2 separate regions of the Homo sapiens genome follow, and region 2 is linked to region 1. Evidence: chromatin loops called from intact Hi-C (ENCODE). Cell type or tissue: IMR-90. All regions are shown on one strand.

Region 1 (4,000 bases):
CAATATACTCATGTAACAAGCCTGCACATGTACCCCAGAATCTAAAATAAAAATAAAAAGAAAAACAAAGAATGTACTCTATACAAAAGACAGAGCATAAAGGGCACCGTACCTCCCAAACCAATGTCCCAAATAGACATTTAGTTTAAAAATTTCTGTTAAAAACAGAATTCACTATTTCCTTGCCACTGCCAAGTCACGCCATGGCAGAGGCTCGAGTGCATACAAGCTTCGGTTTTACCCTTAATACACCATCATGACCAATGGAGGCATTGCTGCTGGAGGTGTCATGGCCATTAACACTACTTTATAAGAGGTGCGGAAGACTGCCCTCACTCATCATGGCCTAGCATGTGCAATTTGTGAAGCTGCCAAAGCGTTAGACAAGCACCAAGCCCACTTTTGTCTGCCTGCACCCAACTGCAATGAGCCTATGTATGTCAAGTTGGTGGAGTCCCATGGTGCTGAACACCAACTCACCCTAATTAAGGTTGATGACAACAAGAAACCAGAGGAATGGGTAGGCCTCTGTAAAACTGAGAGGGAAACCCCCGAAAAGTGGTTGGCTGCAGTTGTGCAGTAGTTAAGGACTAGGTCAAAGAATCTTAAGTCAAGGATGTCATCGAAGAGTATTTCAAATGTAAGAAATGAACAAATAAAACTTTGGCACTCATGTTTCTTAAGAAAAAACACCACAAAGCAGAATTCATAATATAACTATGGTTATAGATATTTATTTTTTAGGGCTCTTACTTGAAATAATTAAGAAAGTATTGATACAACCTTTTGAAGAGGGTTTTAAATTTCATTTATTGGATATATCTTCCTCTAGGTAATAATAAGAATACACGAAATAAAAATTCATGTATTTTGGTCATTACTGCAAGAATTAAAGAAAGAGGAAAGAAACATGAAAGGTGGCTTGCCAGTTAAGACAGGTTTATTTTAGAAAAAACAAACCCGAGAGGAGCCTTTTGGCTGAGTTAGATTAGAGGCACACTTTTTTACAGACTAAGAGTTTTTAAGGATTCAGGGTGGGAGAGTTTATTAGAGGCTTGGACTGCTTCTGTGTTTCTTTGTTGTGTTTATTTGGGAGGGAGAGTTGTGTGTTTGTTCCCATACATATTTTTTTGCAGCTGCAGGCATACCCCCCAAAGTCTGCTTTTAGCTTCCCTATCTTAGTGCACCTGAAGGGAGAGGAATGTCCTTATTAAGGCCCACTGTTTCACTGGGGCCCATTATATGAGGGTGAAATTTGGCAGTTACCCAAGAGACTTTCCCCCTACTTCCCTCTGTGCCCGTGCTGTTTTATTTGTGTTTTACTGTCTGCTTTTTCTGTTTGCTTGTAGTTAGAAGAGAAGTGATTTCCTTGAAATGCATGAGGCTAGAAAGGGAGCTGGAACTTAAAGTGGCGGTTTGTCCAAAATAAAGATGCTCCTGCTCTGTCAATTACCATCATCGGATAGGTGGATGACAGAGGTCCTAGGAGAAGAAATACAAATGATCATAGATAGTAGACTTTGAATACAAATCTGAAAAGCACCTTGTTCTTTCCATCACAGTCTGCCTGTTACCATTGGTCCTAAGGTACTCAGAAGACAGGAAGCTGGCTATATCCTGCATGGAGGCTTCTTCTAAACTGTTTTTTTCTCTGCTGTCCACAGCAGATGCTACTGCAATTGCACAACCCTCCTATGGACCACCCACTACCCCCACCCCACCCTCAGCTCGGCTTTGGGAGCTTATTTTGAGGAACATCACTAAAATCAGGCATTTATTCTAATCTCTACGTGTATAGTTCTCAGGGATGGATGACAAGCCAGTAGTGCTTCATTTAATTGGACAGCAGGTGGCACTAGAGACCATATAATCTTCACATTTCTAAACCCTGCCTGATCTTACCAACAGCCGTAGGCAGGCAAGGTCTGTCACTTAAACGACACTCTTGCCAACACCCCCAAAATCCCTTGTTCCCTTTTCCTTCAGTTACACTCCCTTCCCTCTGCTGAACACCATTCCAGGACCAGTTAAACTGTTTATGCTCCTTCCACATGGTGAATGCTCTGGAGAAGACCCCCAGACATACAATATGTGGCACCTGTGAACTCATGGTTAGGCTCTCTGCACCGTCCTGGACTAACATAGTTTCCTGTCTAATTTTCCTTAAGAGTCACTTCAAACTTCACAGACCCCATCTTCTTTAGTGATGTGTTCCATACATGCAAATGCCATGCGTGGAGCTTTGCACTGTGGCAATAAAGTAAAAGGGCTGAGTTCCATGTCTGGGTTTGTGAGATGCAGAACACAGCAGCAGGTTTAGAATGGCAAGAAGATGCCTAAACAGAACTAATGCAGCAGATGCAGGAGCAAAGAGCCTCAGGTAACCATGAGAGTGTAAGTCCCCCAGTGTTTCCTTTCACAGAAGTCCCTGAAAAGGCATTCATTGTACTTCCTCAGACAAAACATGGAGATTTGATTGATCTTCCTAGATCTGAAGGGTGAAGGAGACTCTGGATGACCTCTGGCAAGTCCATAGATCTGTCACATCTTTCCTCTGTTTATAAATCTCTATCTTAATACACAGGGAATGAAGTTCAGACATATGAAGGATAGCAGTATAATCATAAGATTTTGACCTAAGGATACCTGAATTCTGCCTTGGCTCTGCTCTGCTCTCTGTTTCTTGAAGGAGAACACAAAAAAGGATCAGTGGCATGTTATAATCTAGGCATATATGCCTGGTAATCCAAGGGAGAAAGTTCTGGTAAAATTGAGTGAGCATATGACCAAGGCCCAAAGCATAGGCTGGGCCTCTTCCTCTGCCTAAGCCCAACTCTTACCACTAGCCAGTGTCTGAGGATTCAAGGAAAGGGAGTAAGTGGTGCACAATTGAGGGGAAAAGGAAGAGGCAAATGGGCAGGTTGGGTCCTCCACAGGAGGCAAGCAGTAGGAAAACGTATGAACCAGCCAGCTAGGCCTCCTTGGGGCAGGGTGGGAGTAGGGGAGAGCTTTGGCTTGATTTTTTTTTTTTTCCTCTGAGCATAGCTCTGGAGAGTAAGCAACACCATGTGTGGTACTTCTAACACATTGTAGGCCTGCCTGTGAGTCAACAAGGCCCAACCAGTGCCTGGAAATGTGATTTAAGCAGATGAAAATTCCCTTTTTGTGGGGAGCTACAAGGGAGATAAGGGGGTGAAACCTCCTTTCGTTTATACTTAAATGACATTCAAGGCCTTTCAATAATTTGGTCCCCAATCAATGTTTCCAGTCTTACCTCTCACCTATCTCCCCATTGTAGCCAAGAACTCTTCAATATGCAGTAAACAAGCTGTACTTTTCCACATTTCCTTTGCTTACATTCTCTTCCTGGAATTCCCTTATCTACCTGGTGAATCTTAAAATCCAGCTCAAAAGTCATCTCTTCTTTGAAGCCTTCTTTTACTTCCTGAGGGAGAATTAGTGTTTTTTTTCTTTTTTAGTTTGTCATGATTTATTTCTGTGTTTAGCTCCCTCACTAGCTTGAACTGTATGAGGACAGGAAACGTGTTTATTATTCATACTGCGCCCCTGGCACTTAGCAGTGCACTTGGCATTCATTAGATGTTAAATAAACACTTTTTTTTTAACTTAATAAGTGAATGAGGACCAGAAGGTGATAGATATGGGGCCTACCTTGCCAATATATGTCCATTGGAGTACCTTATGGGATCTTTTTTTTGGTGGGGGGGCTTGGGGGTATTTATTAAGTGATGCTTTAGTCTCAGTCTCTGCCAGCAACTGGGGTGTGGGTTGACTCCACTCGCCCCAGGATTTCCCAGACTTGCTGTTTTAGTGGAGAGAGGCAGGAAGCCAACTATCCTCTAAGCCCCAGCTTGGGAAGCTAGGCTAGTACTGGGGTGGGGGCAGCAGAGCTGAGACCCTCCACCCCCACCCCCAGCCCCCAGCCTCCCAGCCTGAGGGGGAGGAGCTGAGGCAATTTTGGCCGCAGCCTCCCACACAC
Region 2 (4,000 bases), 150 kb after region 1:
CTAGCTAAGCATCAATAGATGAAATCATAAAACCATTAAACACCAAGAGCAATAATGGGAAACTGCGTCTGGTGGTAATGAAATTAAGTGTCTTTATGAGGTCACTTTATTACTTTTCTCCTCGGCTCTCTTGCCCTCCCAAGTACATGGTGACTGCTGCTCCTAATTGCTGTTTCACTAAAATGCACAATGCTCTCCATTTTGTGTTTTAAATTCCATGTATTTCTAGGGCCTTCAGGATCACTAAACCCTCCACCAAGAGAATGCAATAGAAGTGGCGGTTATGAAAGTTTCTGGAAGTGGCCCAGTAGTACAGAAGAATGAGGATAGCAGAAAGGGTTGAGAAGGAATTAAGAAAGACCTGCTGGACTTTACTGAGCCCACACTGATGAGTCATGTGGTCAAGGTTGAGCCCATGCAACTTTGGCACAGCCTCCAAAGCCAGGGCAAAGTCACTCACAGAGGGACTGGATGGCTATGGTTAGACCTGTGCTTGAACCATGCTTTTCAGCTTGGGAGCAAACTCATATGCATAATTTCCTTTGACCCTGTGACAATCCCATATGATACGTTTTTACTCTCACTTTTCAGATGAGGAAACTGAGGCTCATAGAATCACCCGGGTCCTGCTGCTGCGTAGAGGGCAAAGCTGGTGTGCTTTCCCCATGCCAGAGGCCTTAGGGGTCTGGAGCCCACTCACTTGCTAGTGATTTAAACCTTGTGCAACCAAACTCATGGCACCATACTTAATGCAATAATTCAAGAAACATTCTTTGAGTATCTACTGTAGGCTAGGGATACAATGAGCAAAACAGAATCCTTCTCTATCCTCAGGGAACTTAGATGTACCTGGGGAGAGTTCCACAAGCAACAACGTGTGGTGAGTTAGGTGAATCAGAGAGAAAGCACCATGTTACGGAAGCTGCTGGCAGGAGGCTCCGATCTCATCTACAGGACAGAGAAGCCTTCCTGGAGGAAGCAAGGTTTGAGATGAAACCTGAAGGGTAGAAGATAAATAGATGAAGGAGGGGGAAGAGCACGCAGGCCAGGAGGAAGCCTGCACAAAGGCGTGTCTAACATGTAAGAGAAATTGGTGGCTGAGGAACTGGATTGATTTAGGAGGCATCATCAATTGATAAGGCTAAGGAACTGATTCAATTGTGGGGCTCATGGAGAGACAGGAATTAGGAACCCGCTCCCCCCACAACCCCAGTTCCTGACGTGGCCACCTGTGGGATGGCAGTGCATTTACTGAGACAGGGAGTGCTGTGGAGGAGCCTAATAGTGGAAGTGAGGTTGGGAGAAGATAATGAACGGTTATCTTATCTATGGTGATGAAAATGAGCCCTAAAAGGCAGTTCAGCTGACCCAGCTTTGTTATGATCTCAGGGCCAAGAACTGAATTAAAGCCCCGATGTAGACATGGTGTTAATTATTTCATTGAGGCCACCCATTAAGGCTGTAAACACTGAGTTTGTTTCCACCCTACTGAGAAATCGAAAGGACAGAGTGAAGCTTCAACATGATCGTCACCAGCTGGAACAATCAGGCTTAACACGATGAAATTTAACAGGGACAAATTTAAATTACACTCCTTAGGTTCGCAAAATCTGTTGTTTCTGTAAAGGATGAAAAACCTGACTTAACAGCAGCTCATGTCAACAGAACCTAATAGAGTCAGTTGGCTATGAATTCCACACAAGCTGACATGGTGATGTGGCTGGCCTTTTGTAAGGAACATGGCTATACTGCAGCCAAGCAAGGATAGGCCGAGGTAAACATCCTGCGTGACTCAGCCAGTTTATAGCGCAGGAGCATAGCTCCACTTGTTGTATAATCACAGCCATGTAGCCATAACATGGGAAGGCTCATCACTTGGCTTGGAGCCACTATCATCTGTAAAAGGTATAATTTCCCTGCTGACACTGTACAGGCATGCTTGTGTCCAGAGAAAGAGAGAGAGAAAGCCAGAGCTGTCTGTTTTGTAAACGGACATGGGGGAGCCAGGACACAGCTTGGCTTGCTTGTGCCCGTAGGGCAAGAGTTAAGCTGCTAACCCTGAAGAGAGAGCTGGTTGTGCAGCTGTATGTGGGAGCCACCGGAGCAAGCAGCCAAGACGGAGACAGTGTAAGAGAGATGCTGAATAAAACCACATTTCACCTACTTACGGCCCCCTAAGAGTTCTTCCTATCCATCCGCCATTCATCCACCCACTCCCTTAGGACCTCAGCATGGGCTGGAACCTGACCTTAAACTTAACACCCTTCTTCCACTTCTAATGTCCCCTTGATGTATGAGATATTGGAGAGGAACCCATGAAGCTTCCTCTGATCAGGATAGAGAAGAACCTGTAAGAAAAGTGCAGCAGCCAAGGAGAGAGGCCAGCTCAGAGATATGTCTGTAGGGAAGTCAGGGCTGGCTTGTAGGCTCGAATGTTGGGGAGCTGCATGCCATGTGATTGGAGGGTGTCTCTAACAAAACACCTGAAAAAAAAAGAGGCAAGGGACATAATTCTTAGCTAACAAGGGGGCCTCAGAGAGAGGGATTTGTTAGGGCTAGGAGAAGAAGGAAGGATGCACCAAGGAAATGATAAAGGATGAAGCATTGCAGAAAAGCCAATTGCTGTATTAATTCATTTCAGTCATGTGTTTGAGCTCTGATTTTGTGTATAGCCCTATGCTGTGGGAAATGCTATGAAACAACAGCCACAGAGTCAACAGCGCTGATTGGTATGGCTCAGATGACCAGTGCTGTTCAGAGGATGGTGAGGGGTCACCAGGGAAGAAGCCATGGAGGAGCTGAAGCTTGAGCAGGCCCTTGATGGAAGGGGTTGGGGAAGATGTCACTGCAGAGCGTGAGCTGGGGAAGATGAAGAAATCAGCTGACTGGAGTCTTCAGAAATGGGGTGGAATAGGTAAGGGAAAGCCCAGATCTGGGCATGCTTGGTGGGCCAGGGAGGAGCTGAGATGGGTGGAAGGTGTGGAGGTGAGCTCTTACCTGGGGAATACAGAGTTCGTGGAAGGGTCTCCTGGCTCCTGGCTGGTGAAGCTGAATTGAATAATGACGCTGAACCTATAACTTTCCTCTTGATTGTTTTCTCTCATCGTAGCGTGTGCCCTGTGTTGTTGACTACCCTTGTGTTGTGCTGATATTCCATCACAGAGGTGAGTGCCCAGAGAACGGTAAGGAGGGAAGCCCAGAGGAAAGGCTTTGCGGGGAGAATCCCCACTGCTTTCTTATGGGAAATCAAATGAATGAGATAGGGGTGAGCAGGTAATATCTAAATTGTACAGAGTCCCCCTTCTTCCTTCTTTTCTTCCTTTCTTTCTTCCCTGGTATGGTTTGAATGCATCCCCCCAAAGTCATGTGTTAGATAGTCCCCAAGGCAAGTGTTGTGAAGTGGGACCTAATGGGAGGTGTTTAGGTCATGAGGGCTCTCCCCTCATGAATGGATTAATGCTGCCATATAAAGGGTTTCTGGGAGTGGGCTCTCTCTCATCCTGCCTTCCATCATGTGAGGACACAACGTGCAAGGCACCATCGTGGAAGAACAGAATGTCTTCATCTGACATCGAACCTGCTGATGCCTTGACCTCAGACTTCTCAGCCTTCAGAACTGTGAGACAATAAATTTCTGTTTACAAATTACTCAGCCTGTGGTATTCTGTTATAGCAACACAAAAAGAAGCCACCCCCCATTCCTCACTCCCTCCAACCTTTACTGAGCAATAGCTGCCTAACTGTTTTGTGCTAAGGGATGGAGATACAAAGATGACTGGAACACAGTTTCTGCTCCCTAGGAGTTCTCAGTCAAGACACACAAGTAAGTAACACAGCTCTTTGATCTTAGAATGTACTCTCAATATACTAACAGATTTTCAGAAGAAAAAAAGTTAGAAACACTACCACACTCAGTGTCCACATTAGCAAAACATTCTGGTTTCAGAAACACTCAAGTGTGAAAAAAAAGTGTTTTAAAATTGAGCAGTATGAACAGAGT

Evidence for each region. A loop is a pair of places that touch in the nucleus more often than their neighbours do. Peaks named below come from ENCODE experiments on the same cell type or tissue, not always from the same donor. Only the 100,000 strongest peaks of a DNase experiment are listed, where the experiment ranks them.
Region 2: it touches region 1 in a loop (6-fold over the local background); 2 of 110 quality-filtered maps call a loop at or near these places.

What each region holds. Positions count from the first base shown.
Region 1 is chr11:112,218,070-112,222,069 of GRCh38, forward strand. It overlaps BCO2 (beta-carotene oxygenase 2), which reads left to right. Exons shown (of 12, transcript NM_031938.7): 12 at 1-877. It also overlaps the pseudogene RPS12P21. Among named protein-coding and RNA genes, the nearest start is that of PTS, 6.4 kb to the right of the region's middle. RefSeq lists a silencer at 1,984-2,191. In IMR-90, a CTCF peak has its summit at 1,848 (motif pointing right); a DNase peak (open chromatin) is centred at 1,862.
Region 2 is chr11:112,363,342-112,367,341 of GRCh38, forward strand. No RefSeq gene overlaps it. Among named protein-coding and RNA genes, the nearest start is that of LINC02762, 95 kb to the left of the region's middle. RefSeq lists an enhancer at 2,152-3,351. In IMR-90, no CTCF peak of the experiment used is centred here; DNase peaks (open chromatin) are centred at 380, 1,760 and 3,670; H3K27ac peaks cover 3,003 bases.